Regions from separate parts of the Homo sapiens genome. Here all the other regions are linked to region 2. Evidence: chromatin loops called from intact Hi-C (ENCODE). Cell type or tissue: psoas muscle. All regions are shown on one strand. Region 1 holds the start of LOC124902297 (a long non-coding RNA gene). Region 2 overlaps RXRA (retinoid X receptor alpha). Region 3 overlaps RXRA (retinoid X receptor alpha).

Region 1 (2,500 bases), 160 kb after region 2:
CAAATGCCGAGGCAGGGGAGGGCACCCACCAAAGCGACCCCAGGCCCACGGGACTCGGCCCAGTCTGTCGGCCCGGGGCGTTTACCGCAGGGAGAACAGGCAGCCTCTCCCCGCCAGTGTGCGCTAGGGCCTTGCGGGGCCAAGTCTCCGAGGTGGTCTCTCCTGGGGCACTGAAATGTCACCTGGAGGGACCCCCGAGGCTGGCCCACACTTTGGTGCTGTGACATCTTTTGGGCCAGTCCCAAGAAGATTCTACCTCCTACTCCAGCCCCAACCCCGCAGCCTCACCAGCAGCCCTCCCGGGGCCTCTGCCTGGGCCAGATCCCTGCCTGGAGTGCCTTCTTCCTTGGCACAGCGGTGACCGCGCAGGCCCCGGCCTCCCTCCCGAAGGCCCCGGCCCCACTCGGCCTGTCAGACCAGAAAAGCCCCTCCTGGTGGCACCACCCGTCCCTGAAGCCTGGCCTCTCTTTCTGCTTAGAACCCACACTCAAGGTTGCCGCAAAGTTCTCGTAAGTAGGGGCTGCCGCGGTGTGTGTGGAGTTATCCCAAAGTCATTCCGCACTCCCTGTGTGGCGTAGGGCCGGCAAGTGGCCTCTCTGTGCCCTGGGTTTCTCACCTGTCCGTCCGGGCAACAGCAGTGGCCACCTCTTGCCAGCCGTGCTGTCCTTAGAATGACTTGTTAAAATCGCCTGCCTCCCCTCCTGGGGTACCGAGGACCTCAGCCCCAGAGAACTGCACGGGGGTCTGTGAGTGGCTAAACTAAGACACACGAGCTGGGCTCACTGGCCTGTACCACATCCTCCTGTCTCTGCAGCACAGGCCGGGCTTCTGATGGTGGAGAGGACTTGTCCTCTTGCCTGTCCCCAGCCCACACCCACTAACACCCATGGAAACAACCGAACGCGAGCGAACTACAGCAAGAGCCCTCTTGCGGGCTGCCTCTGGGGTCTAGAGGCAGAGCCGGATCATGTGCAGCCTGAGAAGTTTCCAGAACAGCTGTGAGCCAGCTCCTGGAGGGTCGATGGCCTATGTCTGAGTCCCTCCTGGTCCCATAGGCCTGAGGCTCCGTCCCTCCTTCTTTCAGGCCCTCAGGACGCTCGCAGGGAGCCAGTCCAGGGAGATTTATGTCCCTGAGGAAGGGGAGCCCCAGCACTTGGTCCATGCAGGGCTTCCGGCCCATCGGAGCCTCGGGGTCCAGGGCAGAACCGGAATGCTCAGGAGGCCAGCACTGGGTCAGGCAAGAAGCGTCTCCGGCCAAACGCCAACCCTGGGAACGTTCCATCCCCTCCTCCCTCCCGTACGTCCGGGGTCAGCAGTCACTTTATTAATAGAGGCCCCTGAGCCCTGAGAAGAGGTCTTCTCCCCCTAGACAGTCATCACCCTCTCTGCAGAAGCAGGGAACGGCAGCCCCTTGAGCAGGCTTGACTGGGAGGCCATGGGGGCATCCCTGCAGAGTCGGAGAAATCCAGGGAGTCCTGGGCCTGCCAGGCAGGGCGGTTACCACTCTGCCCAGAGGTCACCACAGGCACTGTGAAGGGAAATGTTTTTTCTCCTTCCTAAGACACCATCTACTTCAAGGCCAATATCCATTTCATAATAGTGCTGGGGGCGGGGGGGTGGGGCGGCAAAAAGAAACCACAGTAACTGTGTACTTCGGGCAAAGTGCCTGGTCCTCAGGAACCCAGGACGTGACGGGGAAGGCATCTGCATGCAGGGAAACATCCCATTGTAAACCCTCGGGGCCTTCGATACACAGCACTGAAAGGGCCTTATCTGGACCCTCCTGCTCCCCCTGCACATCACTGACAGAGTCTTCCAGTCCCAGGAAACCTTGGAACACACAAAAAGGCACGCTGCGTCCTTCCCTCACCCTTGCAGGGCCTCCCTGAGCTGCTCCACACTCTGGACCCAATGGGAAACAGAAAACCCACAGGAATGCCAACGACTCTCCTCCGTAGAAACGCCAGTGGTGCCCGTCACGTGCTGATTGGTAAGATTAGAGCTCTTTTTAGTTTTTATTGTACTCTTTCTCCCTGTCGTTTAGTTTGTTGTTTGTTTTTAGAAATGGGGTCTCACTCTGTCGCCCAGGCTGGAGTGCAGTGGCATAACCACAGCTCACTGCAGCCTCGACCTCCCAAGTTCAAGCAATCCTCCCACCTCAGCCTCCTGAGTAGCTGGGGCCACAGGTGCGTGCCACCACGCCTGGGTAAATTTTAAAAATTTTTTACAGATGGGGTCTTGCTATGTTGCCCTGGCTGGTCTTGAACTCCTGGGCTCAAGTGATCCTCTAGTCTCAGCCTCCGGAGTAGCTGAAACTACAGGCATGAGCCACCGCGCCCGGCTCAGTGTTGCTTTAAATGTCTCTATAGTGAGCAGGTATTCTATGTATCACACAGAAAACATGACCTTCTGAAAAAAACAATGCCAGAGAGAGTCCAGACTGCAACTGGAACTGTTGCGTGCTGGGCACATACCAAGAACCCCACAAATCTAGGCATCT
Region 2 (2,500 bases):
GGGCTGGTCCCAAGGACCCAGCAGCAGCGAGCGCTCTCCTGTGGCAGGCCTATATCCACAGAAAGGGCTACCTCAGTGTCCCCGATGTCCTCTATTCCTGAGTCTGTTCCTCTACACCTGACAGCCCCCAGCGACCATCATGGCCTGTTCTGGTCCAGTGCTGGAAACCTGGCCCCACCTGACCCAGGCAGGAGGCACAGAGAGGACCTAGCCACAGGATAGGGGAAACGCCCCACAAACAGACTCCCCAAACTCCCAGCCAGCCTACAACACACCAGGCTGCCTTCTCCAGCATTTGGAAGAGCCAATGAGTATGTCCATTTTTCAGATGGACAGCCAAAGCCCCAAGAGGCCAAAGAGCAGACCAGGCAGGCAGCGAGGACAGAAGGCCCAACCCCAGGTGGCCTGACCACCCGCCCAGCAATGGGACACCACCTGTCAGAACCTCTTCCTGGGAAGGTGCTGATCCCTGCAAAACCACCACCACCTCCATCCTGCAGGTAACAAAGGCCCTGAATGGGAGGGGGCAGAGGAGAGGAAGGAAGGATGAAAGACAGAGCTGCACCCTATAAAATGGAAACATACAGGCAGGTGGGCAAGGTGCAGGGGGGAGGAGGGTGACCCCTCTACCCACACCATAGCACCCTGAAACTGATCAGCTTAAGAATCTCAGGACAAAGGTCTGGAAGGTGACCCCCAAATGGACACCAGCCCCCAACAGCCACAGGCCAGCCCCCCAGGCCCTTGTGGCCCTAGACCCCAGCCTCATCCCTAGCCCAGCAAATGGCCAATTCCTATGAAAACACACCAGTTAACAGGCCAACCCAAGGCCCTGGCCACCAAAGCCAGCTAAAAAACACAAACTCAAGCCTGGCAGAGAAGGGAAGGAGGGGCAGGTCTTGGCTTGCAAAGCCCGGGTCCCAGGGACAGTGTCCCAGCCCTGAGCCAGCTGGGGGTTGGGGAGGGCCTCTGCCCTGTGTCTGCTGGGACAGCTGTGCCCTCTTCTCCAGAGGACAGGCATTGCTCACCACTCGAGGTCCCAGCCCTGAAACATTTGACCCATGGCAAAACCAAACGTCACCCAAGAAAGGAAACTCCCCAGGCAGCCTCCACTGGCACTGGGTGGACCTGTAAAGCTTTCACCCCGCCCCCACACCACCTTCCATGCAGCTGAGGTCTGTCCCACCCTCTCCTGATGCCAGAGCCCCCTGCCACATGCACGACCAGGCCCCAGGGGCAGAGGGGCACACCCCTGAGTACCCCCTGTTCCCACAGTAATTCCACAGCAAATCCTGCAGGCACCCTTTCCCAGGGGAGGAAACAAAGACCACTGACAGCGACCTCCCACACAGCCACGGGGGAGATGGGGCAGGGGCCAAGAGAGGGCAGTCAGAGGGGCCTCCTGGTGGAGGTGAGCCCCCCACAGGCCCTGAAGGACAGGCACAGCTGGAAGAACCACCAGGTGCTGGCAGAGCCGGGAGCCAGTCACAGCAGCTGCCCGCGTGACCAGGGCTGCCGGCTCAACCTGCACCCCACACCCCAAGGGACTCAGAGCACCCGCCCCCCACCAGCCCTTCCTAGGGGCCCAGCTCGTCCCATCCACATCTGGGCAGAGGGTCACAGCTGCATGCTCGGGTCCAGGCCCAGCAGCCAGCCCTAGGCAAGGTTGGAGGCTAGCAAGCCAGGGCCACCATCGGACTGGGCCATTTTTCTCTCCCTGACACCTCCCCAGTCAACAAACAGGGCCCCTCCAGAGTTTACCAAAACAAACACCCTGCCGTCGGGCAGCGCCCGCGCTAAAAGACGCCCTCGTCAGGCCCGAGCGGGACTCCAAGCCCAGCCTCCTGAGAGTCACATGACCCTGTTATTTCGGGAGGCCCCGGAATGTGCTCTATTTTGGGTCCCAAGGGCTCTGATGTTACCAGAAGCCCCTCACACAGGCTGCAAGCTCACCCAGGCCCCCAAGTGCCCCAACTCCAAGAGTGGTCAGCGGGCCTACAGCTTTGCCACCGGGTCTCTCCACAGGCGCATGGGGTCTGGTGTGGTCTGAGACCTTTGGACTCTGTGGACTCCGCCTGAGTCCCACCATTCAGGATAAGGCCAGCGGGGGCCTTCTCCCCGGCAGGCGTGGGAGCGCGGCCAGCCCCGGGCAGCAGGGCCAGGAAGCTGGGGCTGCCTCTGGCGAGTCCCTCGGCCTTGCTTTCCTTCCAGATCTGGACGCTGCACTCATCCCTGCCCTCACTGAGCGGCTCGGTGGACACCGACTGGGATCCTCTCCCTGCCCACCAAGCCCAGCGGTAGTGAATGCTGGGAGGAGGAAGCCCTCTCTACCCCAGACCCCAAAAGCGGCTGGGCAGCTGTAAGGGGTGGCCGAGTCTCCCCAGCAGCTCCAGGTCTGACCGGTCGGCCAGCCGGGCCAAGACAAGCCAGGCCCTCCACCACCACTCACCCCGAGGAGGGATTAGGCTGTGTTGACAAAAGGGCTTAGAAAAGTAGCCGC
Region 3 (2,500 bases), 84 kb before region 2:
CCCTGATTCCCTTCATGCCGCCACAGCTCTGTAACAGCCCCACGTGGATGCCTCTCAGCCACCCTGTGCCAACAGTTTCCTGCATGGCCCACTGGCTTGAGCGAGGGACTTCCGCCCACACAGGGAGACTCAGGCGGGGAGGCCCATCCCCAGCTTCAGGATACACCAACCAGGCAGAGGAGCCAGCCAGGGACCCCGCAGTCGGCATGCACAGGCCTGGCCCTACTGGAAACCTGATGGTGGGTGGGGGCAGGATGGGGAGCAGGGCTGGTGGGCAAATGGCAAGGGTCTGGCAGAGGCTGCAGAAGGCTCCGGTCAGCCCCCACATGGGACTTCCATGAGCCCTCCAGAGGGCGGTGCTCATCCGGGGCGGGGTCACTACTGACACGACCCTCCATACAGGGTCCTGAGCCTATAGAGCCGACCCCACCCACGCTGAGCAGCCCCCGGGGCAGGAAGCCCCCGCACACGCAGATCTCAGCCAGCATCTGAGCTGAGGGGTACGGCACCTCCACTGGCCCAGGTCCCTGAGACCCTAAGGATGGGCAGCAAGGGCAGAATTCTAAAGTCTCAGTGCCAAGACATAGCTGGCACTGCTGTCTTCCCAGTGGGGAAGCTGAGGCTCTGAGAGCCAAAGGGGCAGGGCTGAGCGCTCAAGACAGTGAGCAGCCTAAAGCTGCAGGCCCTGGGATCCGACAACCCCAGCCCCACAGAGCCTGCTAGCCTGCCACAGCCCAAGCAGCCGTGTGGCCCCGGCCAAGTCCCCTGACCTCTCTGTGCCTCGGCTCCCTCATCCGTAAGATGAAAATGACAGCGCCCACCCCCAGGATGGCTCCAAGAGGAAGCGCCAGCACACGGGGGGCCTGGAGGTGCTCAGAGCTGTCACCGGAGCCTCCCACCCCACGCGCCAGCCCGGCCCGGTGCCAGGGATTTTCTCCTGCTCAGAGGTAGCCCCAGGGCATGGGGAGCCCCAGACAAGGGTGGCCCTGAGCGAGGGGCCTTGCTGCCAGTTCTCCCCAGGTGCCTGGAGCTGGGCTCCTTGGCACCTGCCTCCTCCGCCAGGGCAGCCGAGAATTAATTAGCGAGTGTTTTGTGAAGCACTTTGAAGCTGTGAAGGGCCTGGCAGCTCTGCCCAGCATCATTATAAATATGATCGCTTTATTTATAGGCTGGGGGGCAGGAGGGGCCGGGATTTATGCTTTGCCAGCACAATCACCTTCTAGACGAAGTCATGCTTGACTCATGTTCCGCTGGCGCCGGAGGCCGGGCGGGAGGTGTCTGTAAACACAGAGCCTCTTTACCCTCCAGACCAGAGCGTGGCGGCTGGAGGAGGCAGAGTGGAGGCACGGGGGAGGCTGCTCAGAGGCAGAGGAGACTCACACACCGCAGCCCAGTCCTCCCAGGAAGACCTGAGACTCCTGCCCAGGCGGACCCTCCCCAGCATCACTGGGGTCCCAGGCCCCCAGAGACAAGCTGGCCTAGGACTCAGGGTGCAGCAGCCCCTCAGAAGCAAAGGACATCTCCGACCTGCCACAGCCCCTCAGGGTCAAGCAGGAGGGAGGGGGTCTGGGGAAGGGCAGACAGCTCCGAGGCAGGCATGTCGGAGCCGAGGGGCATCCCCAGGCCCACTGGCTCCTCTGGCTTGGGTAGTGGCAATGGCTGAGTCCTTCCTCCGTCCCTTGTGCAGCCCAGGGCTGGGCCCAAGACAGGCAGGACCGAACTCCACCAAACCATTCTGGCCTCCTCTTAAGGGTGGGGAGACAGAGACCCAGAGAGCAGCGCCAGAGGCCACACAGCAAGCTAGAGTCTCTAAAGGGAGTGACTTACCTTCCCTCCAGGGCTTCAACCTAGAGCAAGGCATCAGAACACGAGAACCATGCACACACACGTGCACACAAACCATGCAGACATACACACACAGACACACAGAGACATACCACACCACACATACCACACCACAGACATATCACACACACACCACACGCACACCCATACACCACACAGACATACCACACCCACACCCACACGTGACCACTGCTCTCCAACCCCACCACCAGCCACGCACAGCACTCTCATCCACCCCCAAGCTCGCAGGGGTCTTCCTGATGCCCCCAGCCCATCACAGATGAGGAACCTGAGGACTGGGCGAGGCAAGGTCACTTGCCCAGTTCACAGGCCAGAAGGCAAGAGGGCCACACTCGAGCCCAGCCGGGGCTCCCTTCCCACAGCAGAGACCTGTGGGTCAGCCACATCCCTGCAGTGCACGCACATGCACACACGTGCACACATAGGTGCACACACGCCAGACCCTGCTGTTTCCACACCCAGTCCTTCAGAGCTGGAGGGTGGGCACAGGAAGCAAAGGCAGGCAGGAAGGAAATGGGAAGCAGCCTTCCTGAGGGAGGAGGAGGAAGCAGAATGGGGGACAGCCACTGCCCCCTCTAGACCAATGTCTCCCCCGACGACCCTGGGTGGAAGCTAGGTCTTTTCCATCGGACTG

Evidence for each region. Hi-C counts contacts between places; a loop is a spot of excess contacts. Peaks named below come from ENCODE experiments on the same cell type or tissue, not always from the same donor. Only the 100,000 strongest peaks of a DNase experiment are listed, where the experiment ranks them.
Region 1: it touches region 2 in a loop (4-fold over the local background); 82 of 110 quality-filtered maps call a loop at or near these places.
Region 3: a loop joins it to region 2, with 3 times the contacts of the local background. A loop is called at or near these places in 33 of 110 quality-filtered maps.

What each region holds. Positions count from the first base shown.
Region 1 is chr9:134,171,251-134,173,750 of GRCh38, reverse strand. LOC124902297 (a long non-coding RNA gene) reads left to right here and starts at 1,726. Exons shown (of 2, transcript XR_007061834.1): 1 at 1,726-1,990. In psoas muscle, no CTCF peak of the experiment used is centred here; DNase peaks (open chromatin) are centred at 1,190 and 1,760; H3K27ac peaks cover 803 bases.
Region 2 is chr9:134,328,649-134,331,148 of GRCh38, reverse strand. All of the region lies in intron 1 of RXRA (retinoid X receptor alpha), which reads right to left. Among named protein-coding and RNA genes, the nearest start is that of RXRA, 3.4 kb to the right of the region's middle. RefSeq lists enhancers at 1,549-2,478, 2,479-2,500. In psoas muscle, no CTCF peak of the experiment used is centred here; DNase peaks (open chromatin) are centred at 998, 1,568, 1,828 and 2,168; H3K4me3 peaks cover 2,500 bases; H3K27ac peaks cover 2,500 bases.
Region 3 is chr9:134,412,780-134,415,279 of GRCh38, reverse strand. All of the region lies in intron 4 of RXRA (retinoid X receptor alpha), which reads right to left. Among named protein-coding and RNA genes, the nearest start is that of MIR4669, 35 kb to the right of the region's middle. In psoas muscle, no CTCF peak of the experiment used is centred here; DNase peaks (open chromatin) are centred at 919 and 1,259; H3K4me3 peaks cover 932 bases; H3K27ac peaks cover 2,500 bases.